Regions from separate parts of the Homo sapiens genome. Here region 1 is linked to region 2. A link is an interaction called in ENCODE POLR2A ChIA-PET data of the cell type or tissue named here. Cell type or tissue: HepG2. All regions are shown on one strand. Links, peaks and the distances in the headings refer to the core of each region. The heading gives the core; the rest is flanking DNA.

Region 1 (5,493 bases), core at 494-5,493, 540 kb before region 2:
GCCCACCTTGGCCTCCCGAAGTGCTGGGATTACAGGCGTGAGCCACCGCGCCAGGCCCATGTTTTCTATTTTTTTCTGGGACAACTTTGGGAAATTGTATTTTTTTAGGATAACACCCATTTCACCTAAAATTTCAAATTTATTGGCATAAAGTCGTTTCTAATATCCTCCTGTCTTTTAAATGCCTGTAACATCTTTAGAACTGTTCCCTTTTCACTCTTAAAACTGATGATATTTGCTCCCTCTCTCTTTTTATCACTCTTGTCAAGCTGGGCACGGTGGCTCACACCTATAATCCCAGCACTTTGGGAGGCTGAGGTGGGTGGATTACCTGAAGTCAGGAGTTCAAGATCAGCCTGGCCAACATGGCAAAACTCTTGTCTTTACTAAAAAATACAAAAATTAAACAGGTGTGGTGGTGTGCACCTGTAGTCCCAGCTACTCAAGAGGCTGAGGCAAGAGAATTGTTTGAATCCAGGCAGTGAAGGTTGCAGTGCGCCAAGATTGCACCACTGCACTCCAGCCTGGGAGACAGAGTGAGACTCCATCTCAAAAACAAAAACAAATAAATAAATTAAATTAAATATCACTCTTGTCAGAGATCTGTGAGTCATTTTAAAGGTCCAATGTCTGTCTTTATTGATCCTCTTAATGTTTTTGTTTCTTATTTTGTCAATTTGTGTGCTTTTTCTCCTCTTTTTCCTGGATTTATTTTGCTGGGCTTTTTTGGAGGGGAAGGGAGCGGCTTGTTGTTGGGTTTGTTTTGGAGTTTTCTTTGTTAGCTTTTTGACATGAATACTTAGCTTTTTGATTTTTTTAGCTTTTTTTCTTTTCTAAAACAAACAAGGTGAAACATATATTTTCTCTAAAAACAAAAGACTTTAGCTTAATTCCACAAGTTTGATATGTATATTTTTATTATCACTAAGTAGAAAAAAAAATCTTATAACTTCCATTAGGATTTCTCCCTTGACTTTTGAGTTACTTGACAGTATGTGCCTTAGGCCGGCATAGTGGCTCACTCCTATAATTCCAACACTTCAGGAGGCTGAGGAGGGAGGACCACTTGAGCCTAAGAGTTCAACACCAGCCCTGGCAACATAGTGAGGCCCTGGCAACATAGTGAGACCCCATCTCTACAAAAAATAAAAATAAAAAATTAGATGGGGCATGGTGGTGCGTACCTGTGGTCCCAGCTACTCAGGGGGCTGAAATGGGAGGATCACTTGAGCCCAGGAGGTAGAGGCTGCAGTGAGCCATGATTGCACCACTGCACTCTAGCCTGGGCAACAGAGCAATACCACATCTCTCAAAAGGAAAACATATGTGCCTTAGCCAGCCAAGCACAGTGACTCACACCTGTAATCCCAACACTTTGGGAGGCCAAGGCAGAAGGATCGCTTGAACCCAGAAATTCAAGACCAGCCTGGGCAATACAGGGAGACGCCATCTCTACAAAAAAAATTTTTTAAATTAGCCAGGCATGATGGTGCACACCTGTAGTCCCAGCTACTCAAGAGGCTGAGGTGGGAGGATCGCTTGAGCCTGGGAAGTGGAGGCTGTAGTGAGCTGTGATTGCTCCACTGCACTCCAACCTGGGTGACAGAGCATGACTCTGTCTCAAATATATATATTTGTGGAAGATTACTTCCTCCAGAGATAATTTGTGTTTGGTTCTGACAGGCATCTGGGGGTACATTCAGTCCAAGACCCCCAAAAACCAAGTTCACAATTTCAGATTCTCTGGAATTCTCAAGAGGATACAAATGCAGGCTAAGTTCTGAGAAAAGACTGGGCTGTGGTTTTCTCAGAATTTTTTTTCCTTTCCTTTCGCTAACCTCTTCCTCACTCAGTACCAAGAGAGTCTTCCCTGCAGTCCCCTGGGGGTGGAGTAAGAACAGTAAGTTTACTGCTGATTCACCCTAACACTTACAGTGTAGCCTTTGAGATTAGTCTAATATGGTAGGGCAGGTTTCCTTGTACTAGACTCCCAAACTTGGATAGGCCCTTGGCCTTGGCTTCTGGAGCCATCAGTCCAGGAGGCTAGCCAAACCCAAACTTAGTTTGCCTGGATTTGCAAATATCAATCCCCCTTACCTGAGGCAAAATTACTTTAATGTTCTGATATTTCACTTACCTCTCTGGGTCTCTAGAAAGAAAGGGTAGGTCACAGAGTAACTTCACCTGCTAATTTATATTTGGGAAATGTTTGAATGTTTTATAACAAGCATACATTTCTTTAACTTTTAATTACAGTTTCTTTAAAAATATCAAATAGAACTAAAAAGCTGGCCAGGCGCGGTGGCTCACCGCTGTAATCCCAGTACTTTGGGAGGCCGAGGGGGGTGGATCACTGGAGCTCAGGAGTTCGAGACCAGCCTGGCCAACAAGGGTTAAACCCCATCTCTACTAAAAATACAAAAATTAGCTGGGCATCATTGTGGGCACCTGTAATCCCAGGTATTCTGGAGACTGAGGCAGGAGAATCGCTTGAACCCAGGAGGCAGAGGTTGCAGTGAGCCGAGATCACGCCATTGCACTCCAGCCTAGGCAACAAGCTGTCTCAAAAATAAATAAATAAATAAATAAATAAGTAAATAAATAAATAAATAAATAAAAGCCTGATGATAAAAACAGCAATCTCCTGTCTACCCCTCAGTCCCACACCTGCCAGCCTGCACTCCTTTCATTGCTTTCTAGCTTCCAAAGATGTGTTAAAGTTTCTTATCTGCTGCTGCATTCTTTCTATCCTTGTAGGTTTATACAAAGTTTTTCTATTGCTTTACTGTCATTTAGTGAGGCTTCAAAAGACAAAATTAACATGCACAACCTGCCACTTTTAATCAGAAGTCCATGTATGAAATCCAGGCTGGTTTTGGATGTTAACATGGAGCGAATGGGATACATCAAAGAATGGTTGGCTGCTTGTTTTAAAGAGGTCCCACTGGTGACAGGATGGTAGTGGCGATGGCAGTGAGGACAGACTGGTAAAGGGAAAACCCAGAGGCTTGTGGGGAGAAAGGGCTTTTGTAGTTAGGAAGAGACAGAGGTAGGCCCCTCAGCCAGCTCCAGCAGGATAGAGACAACAACATACAGCGCACAGAGAATTCGTGCCTCAGGGTCATAGTCCATGTCAGGAGGACTGCTGGCCAGCTCATCCCAGTTCTGCTCCATGACAGATTTCACCTGGAAGGAAACCCCCCAGATTGTAACAGCTAGGAACAACGATATACCAGAAATGGCAAATATTTGGCCACACTCCTTGCTGCTGAGCTGATAGGCAGACGTAATAATCCATCATGGCACTCTTTCCTGCAGAGCCCGGAGAGCTTCATACTCTCTCAACATAGTGGCAGGCTCTGCTAGTCAGTCTGCATGGGAACTCAAGATCATACCAGCTGCTGTCCTGGGACTAACCAATTTGCAGCCCTCTCTTGCCCACAGATAAAAAACAGAGCCTAAAGAACCCACCACAAATTGTTCTGGCAACTCTCTGTCCAGGGAATTGTCACAAACCAGCTGCATGGATGTGAGCCGGCAGAAAACTATGGAATAAGAAGGGGCTGTACCCTGGGACTTCTGGGTCCCTTGAGAATATGGGCATTCCCTTCCACTATGACCATGGCCCTCAGCCCAGGCTGTCTCACCTGGTCCTTCAACAGAGGAAGGGTCCCCTTCTCCAGGGCCTCAGCCACAAACTGCTGCTCTTCAGACAGCTCTGGGGGCAAAGAAAGAGTGGTAAAAAGGAGAGATATATGGTGGGACAGGGCCTCAGTGGCTGATCACACCCAGAACATGTATCATCAAAAGGTTCCAGAGAGCCCCTGGGAGTGCTAGATGAGACTTACTCCAAACAGGCCTCTGCTGTGACTCCTGCTTCCCTCTTGGCCTGCAGGAGTCACAGACGAGGAACCAGCCCCTCAATGCCTGGCCTGAGGAAGACATGAAGGAGTGCCCCCCATAAACTGTGAAGAGCAACATGCAGCCCCTCCTCCCAAGATGTGACTCCCCACAGGCCTCTCTGCTCACACTTCCTCCACCCCAGCCTACAGCGAGACCCTTCCTCACCTAGCAGGGCATCCAGGAAGTCCAGAATGGCTTTTGCACGCGCTTCTACCAAGACCCCAGCAGCATTAAAAAGGCTGCTTAGGAGAGGCTTGTCTGGGTCCTCCATGTGTAGCTCCCCGGAAATCAGGACCTCAGATACCTAGGGCCAGGAAGTGTGGGAGATGAGCAGCAGTCTCACCATAGCAGATTATCCTCACTGTGCCAACTGCCATCCCCTCTGGCTCCTATCTCTCTCTGCCCCAAGGCTTTCTTAGGGTCCCTTACTCTTTGCTCTAGATCCTGCCGAATATCCTCCTTGCCGAGGCACTTAGCGAGGGAGTTTAGCACATCTTTTCTCTTCTCCTCTGTCAGGTCCTTGAGGACACTCTCCATGTCCTCCAACTTCTCCTTCATGTTTCTGGAATCCTCCGAACCCAAAGACTTTCCTGTAGAGGCAGCAATTGAGAACCTGGGCCACCCAGCCCAAAAGGTTTTATTTCTAAGGCTCTGTTATTTGTCTGACTGTCTTCTGGAGACCACCTCTTTGTATCTTCCCTTCTTCCAGTCTTTCCGTGTTAAAATTAAGCATCCTTCTTCCAAGATACCTACCATCATTGCCTCCCACTGACCCCACTTCCATCTTCCATCTCCCCAGCTCACCCCCAGTCTAGTCCCAACCCCAAATTCTTCTCCACTTCCTGGAAAAAAACAAAAACTTGGTTATTTGGCCCTTGCCATTCAAAGTGCAGTCCTCAGGCCACACTAGAAGTAATTAGGATTTGGAGAAAGTTAAAGCAGTGGTTCTCAACCTTGACTACATGAGAATCACCTGAGGAGTTATTACAAATCCTGATGTCCAGGCCACACCCCCACAATTAAGTCAGAGTTTCTGGAGACGGGACTCAGTCGTCACTAGTTTTAAAGTTTCCTGGTGTGATTTTGGGGTATAACCAATGAGAACCACTGTGTTTAGAGGAGACAGATGCAGCCTCCAGACTAAAGTTGAAACCTGCTAGGCAGTGCCTCCCGACTTCCTACCCACTCAGCTGACCCCACCTGAGCAGCAGTCTTGAGCCACATGGACTCAGGGTGGGTTGGTGCAGCCACCCTGAACACACTTGGCTATCACCCTTACCTAAACAGGATGAAGCACCATCCTTCTCTGCAGAGAGAGGAAGAGTTATTTCAGAATCTTCAGATCACCTCCAGTCCCCTGCAGACTTCTCTTCCCAGTGATGGAAGTTTTTACTCTTGCAATCTGAGCCCTCACTGCTGGTGCCAGGGAGCCTGCATCCTCACCAGCGTGTGTCAATGGGAAAGCACTGTATTTGCAGACCCTTCCCACATCCTCAAAAACAGGCAGTCATAGGACTGTGCCTAGATGATTGAGGAAGAAGCCAAGGCCCAGAAAGGGGGCAGCATACACTCAGTCGCTCCGCAAATTTG
Region 2 (5,000 bases), core at 1-5,000:
CAACTGCAGTGGCTCATGCCTGTAGTCCCAGGTATTTGGGAGTCTGAGATGAGAAGTTCAAGGTTACAATGAGCTATGATCACGTGATTGCACTCCAGCCTGGGCGACTCTATTTCGTAAAAAAAAAAAAAAAAAAAAGTAGGCCGGGTGCAGTGGCTCACACCTGTAATCTCAGTATTTTGGGAGGCTGAGGAGGGTGAATCACCTGAGGTCAGGAGTTTGAGACCAGCCTGGTCAACATGGTGAAACCTCGTCTCTACTAAAAATACAAAAATTAGCTGGGCATGGTGGTGCGTGCCTGTAGTCCCAGCTACTTGGGAGGCTGAGGCAGGAGAATCACTTGAACCCGGGAGGTGGAGGTTGCAGTGAACCAAGATTGTGCCACTGCGCTTTAGCCTGGGTGACAGAGCGAGACTCTGTCTAAAGAAAACAAAACAAATAAACAAAAAAAACAAAAAACGGTGTCTTGGAATGGGGTGGCTTTAGGTCCCCTTTGGATGACACAGCCAAGGTCTGTAATGCCCCTCCCCCTTTCCTCCTTGCCTTGTCCTCCAGCCTCCAGCCATGCAATGGATGCAGGTATCTGGAGAGAGACGAGGGAAGCCTGGAGGTACCTACTGAGCAAGCTATGCCCGTGCCCTCCCACACCTCCTAGTCATCATAGAAGTAATCCCTTGCTGTGACCTGGGCCACATGGCACCATGTAAAAGGCACTCTCTAGAGTTCTGCTGCAGCCCTGCAGGGTCTGTGGGTGAGATAAGACGACCAAGCCCCTACCCACCCATCTTTTTAGCCTTACACAGTCAGTAGGCCACTGTCTGCTTTAGGTCCCAAGGTTTGGGCCCACTGGCCCGCGAATAGCTTGGTCGAGGGTACCTGTCTATTTTTTCTGCCTTTTCCTTTTGGGGCTGAGTGTCAGCAGGTGGCTGGGGGAGGGTGGCCACTTGGCATGCCCCCTTCTTTGGCTGCTATGGTCCAGCTGCCTCCTGTTTGCCCCAGGGGCAGATCTCCCCTTTCCGTCTCCAGCCACCCCTGCCTGCCCTCCTGTCACAGCTTTCCATGTGCTGGCCAGGTTGTGGCTTAACACCACTGAGGCCACCAGAGATGAGGCGGGGCGTGTGCATCAAAAGTCCACACCTCTGCATCCTGGTACTGATCCTAGACTCATGGAATCTGGGGGAGTGGACAGCGGAAAGATCAGCGTTTGGACGGGGAGTTCCTAAGCTGGGCTCTCAGTCCCTTTGGGACAGGGTTAGGGAACAGGCAGGCTGGGTTAATTTTTAGTCAATGCAGCAAATTCTGCCCCCCTACTTCAGTACTGGGAATCCAGTTATGTCATGGGAACAAGGGCATTCCCAGAAATTCTGTGCCTTGTGGGGAGGGGGAGGGAGGAGCATGGCCGCTTCCCATTTTTAATTTAGTACTGGCAAAGCTAGCAGTATTGGTGCCTCGGGTATCAGGAGTCTTTCCACTTAAAGACAGAGTGCTGCAGAGCTAAGTCTCTCCTCCTCCCCTTCCACCCAGTCTACTTCATTTTCCTAATTTTTAAAGTGGGGAGGGCAACAGGACCTGCCTCACAGGGTTGGGGCGTCTGGCATCGGGTAAGAGCTCAATAAATTGAAGTGATGAGGAAGATGGTGATGAAGAAGCTGATGCTGGGACTTAGGGAAGCGGTAGGACGAGGGAGCAAATTTGGGGCAACATTCAGAGGAGTTGAGAGGGGTGGGGTGGCCTTTGGTGCATTTTGCTGCTGTCAACATGGGAAGAACAGGCCAAGTTGCCTTATCTGTTTTTTATTCTGAGGCTGGCAGCATGACACAGCTGTTGGGGGTGATACCCCTTGAGCCAGACCTCAGAGAAAGGGCCTGGTACCCAGCACCAGCGGTCTTGGCTTCTCCAGCTAGAGTCTAGGGGAAGAGGGAAAAGACCTTTCTAGCAGGACAGGTGGGTGACCCTCTGGATCACAGCTGAAACTTCTGGTCGGGATGGCTGGGCCCACTCAGTTCATAGCCTAGGTGTCTCTCGAGGGCCAGGGGCTGGCGTTGGGGAGAAATTGTGAGGGTAAAATCAGGCAACAGGAAAGAGGAAATCCTCTGGCTTTCGCCACAAACTTTGCAGCCGGTGGTGCCAAAGCCGTGTGGCCTCTTCTCTGGCGCCTTCCCTTCCTCTGCTGCTGGAGCAAAGACCGAGGTTTCCCCTATAGTCAGATGTCAACTGGCTTAGCTCCAAGCTGGGCGCTGTAGGAGGACCAAGCCTACTTGGAAGTCCCATCTCCCAAACAAGCTTTTTGGAGGTCAGACTTTTCAGGGGAATAGGTCTGACTCCACTCCTGCTCAGAGGGGAACCCACAGGCATTGGAATTTCTCCAGAGGGCACTACCAGGATGAGTAGCACCAGGTGGCTGGAACTCTTGTGTGAGCAGGGAAATAGCAAGTATTTAGCCAGTTTTGGAGATGAGAAGGTTAACGTTATCAAGAGACTCAATGCTATAACCCTTACCCCCACAAAAACCTGGTGCTTAGGGGTGGATCCTGGGGTGGCTCTTCAGTCTGCCAGTTAAGCAGGGTTGGGCAAGGAAAAGTTACAGATTACATGGAAAGTCAACAAACCACGGTGCAGAGAAGCTGTTGAAGTCAGCGTGCCCTGCCCTGGCTCTGTGTCTCTGACCAGGGCAGGGTCAGAGTGCCCAAGTGCATGTGGGTAAGGCACATGTGGATGAATGTGTGTCTGGACACGTGATTGTTTGTGTACACTTGCAGTTCTTGAGCCTGAGCCTGTCTGTGTGAGTAGGCAAATACGGATTTACCCTGTGTCCCCATGAGACTAAGGAGGGAGCTACTCTCCCTATCTGGTGGGTGCTACTCCGTGTAGACATGAACTGGGGATAAGTAGGATGGCTAGTGGGGAACCTAACAAGGGAGAAGCCAGGCAGTTTGCTGGCTTAGCTTTTCGTAGGTAACCCTCTGATGTGACATGGGGCCATACCAACCCAAGAGCATAAGCCATGCCTCTGGACTCACCCTGTGCCCCATGCAGCCCTAGGCTTCAGTGAGCATACCTAATCCTCCTTAATGGTAAACATCCCAAATATCCATTAATAATCCTCTGAGGGTTAGTTATTTGTGAACTTTGACTCGTAAAAGCTCAGCACTGTGGCTCACGCCTGTAATCCTAGCACTTTGGGAAGTCTAGGCAGGAGGATCACTTGAGGCCAGGAGTTTGAGACCAGCCTGGGAAACACAGTGACACCCTGTCTCTTAAAAAAAAAAGAAAAGGCCGGGCGCAATGGCTCATGCCTGTAATCCCAGCACTTTGAGAGGCCGAGGCAGGTGGATCACGAGGTCAGGAGATCGAGACCATCCTGGCTAACACGGTGAAACTTCATCTCTACTAAAAATACAAAAAAATTAGCTGGGCATGGTAGCGGGCGCCTGTAGTCCCAGCTACTTGGGAGGCTGAGGCAGGAGAATGGCGTGAACCTGGGAGGTGGAGCTTGCATTGAGCCGAGATCGCGCCACTGCATTCCAGCCTGGGCGACAGAGCGAGACTCCGTCTCAAAAAAAAAAAAAAGGAGAGAGAGAGAGAAAAAGAAACTCAGCATGGAAAGCATAGTTGTGGTCATGCTTCTATTCCATATCTCTTGAGATTTTTGAGGCTGCTACCACCCTAATTCTCCACACTTCCAGGGTGGGAGCTCACTACCTCCTGAAAACTCTTCCTCACTCCTTGAACTCCTGAAAAACCTTCCTCACTCCTTGAACCAAAGAATATTCTACCCATTTACTGAGAGGAATGAATCATTGTACAAAATAGTGCTTGCTTTTTTAAAATTTTGAGACAGGGTCTCACTTGTTGCACAGGCTAGAGTGCAGTGGTGTGATCACTGCTCACTGCAGCCTCGACCTCCTGGGTTCAGGTGATCCTCCCACCTCAGCCTCCCAAGTAGGTGGGACTACACCTGTGCATCACCACACCAGGCTAATTTTTTGTAGAGATAGGGTTTCACTATGTTTCCTAGGCTGGTCTTGAACTCCTGGGTTCAAGCGATCCACCTATTTCGGCCTTCCAAAGTGTTGGGATTACAGGCGTGAGCCACCCCAGCTGGCCCCTAGTACTTTCTTTTATGGTCATTAAAAGAAAGCAAACTCAGGAAAAACAAAGGCTTTCCAGGTTGGAAGGGTGCCCCCTGGTGTTAGTGTCCTGGGCTGTGGCAAACAAGTCCAGGTGATCTCCAGCCCTACTTAAGTAACAGGGTGGGGCCTTTGTCCACATCTCAGCTCAGCCTCTGTCCTTCTGACATTTGGTTCTAATTCTTTAATTCTTGAATTTTTTTTTTGTTTTTTTGTTTTTGTTTTTGTTTTAAGAGACAGGGTCTTGCTCTGTTACCCAGGCTGGAGTGCAGTGGCACAATCATAGCTCACTGTAGCCTTGATGTACTGGGGTCAAGCGATCCTCCTACCTCAGTCTTCTAAGTTAGGACCACAGGCAGGTCTGACTAATTTTTTTTTTTTTGGTAGAGACAGGGTCTTGCTATGTTGCCCAGGCTAGTCTTGAACTCCTGGCCTCAAGTGATCCTCCCACCTCGGCCTCTCAAAGCACTGGGATTACAGGCGTGAGCACCCAGCCTGGTTCTAATTCTTTGAGGTCTTCCATTTCCTTTTTCTCTCCACTCCCCAGTTCCAGCTTACACCCCTGAAACACGGTGACTCCATCCTCAAGCCTTATGGCTTTGTGCAAGGTGGGGGTGTGGAGGGAGGTGATCACTGGGGCAGCTTAGGTTTCTTTGGCTGGAGGAATTCCTTGGGAGGGTCTCAAAGGAAGGGCCTGGATCCCAGATCTTTCTCTGGTTCCTAACCGAGGGCTCAGGATCCATCTCCTTATGGTCCCCTTGGCACAGTCCTCGTCTTCTGAAGTTTATGTTTCTTCTTTTGCTGCCTACCTTGGCCAGGGGGTCTTGCTATAGTGTCTTCTCTTTGGTTGACTCTTAGGAACTTGATGTA

The links. Peaks named below come from ENCODE experiments on the same cell type or tissue, not always from the same donor. Only the 100,000 strongest peaks of a DNase experiment are listed, where the experiment ranks them.
Region 1: POLR2A ChIA-PET joins it to region 2 with 6 read pairs; 2 of 35 experiments call an interaction of 5 or more read pairs at or near these places.

What each region holds. Positions count from the first base shown.
Region 1 is chr17:39,901,779-39,907,271 of GRCh38, forward strand. It overlaps GSDMB (gasdermin B), which reads right to left. Exons shown (of 11, transcript NM_001165958.2): 7 at 5,183-5,209; 8 at 4,333-4,493; 9 at 4,069-4,207; 10 at 3,648-3,718; 11 at 2,817-3,186. The coding sequence ends at 3,034. Among named protein-coding and RNA genes, the nearest start is that of GSDMB, 14 kb to the right of the region's middle. In HepG2, for the core only: no CTCF peak of the experiment used is centred there; a DNase peak (open chromatin) is centred at 3,103; H3K4me3 peaks cover 425 bases.
Region 2 is chr17:40,446,193-40,451,192 of GRCh38, forward strand. The region is part of intron 1 of IGFBP4 (insulin like growth factor binding protein 4); the gene reads left to right. Among named protein-coding and RNA genes, the nearest start is that of IGFBP4, 5.2 kb to the left of the region's middle. In HepG2, for the core only: a CTCF peak has its summit at 4,185 (motif pointing left); DNase peaks (open chromatin) are centred at 59, 2,248, 2,699, 4,199 and 1 weaker place; H3K4me3 peaks cover 643 bases.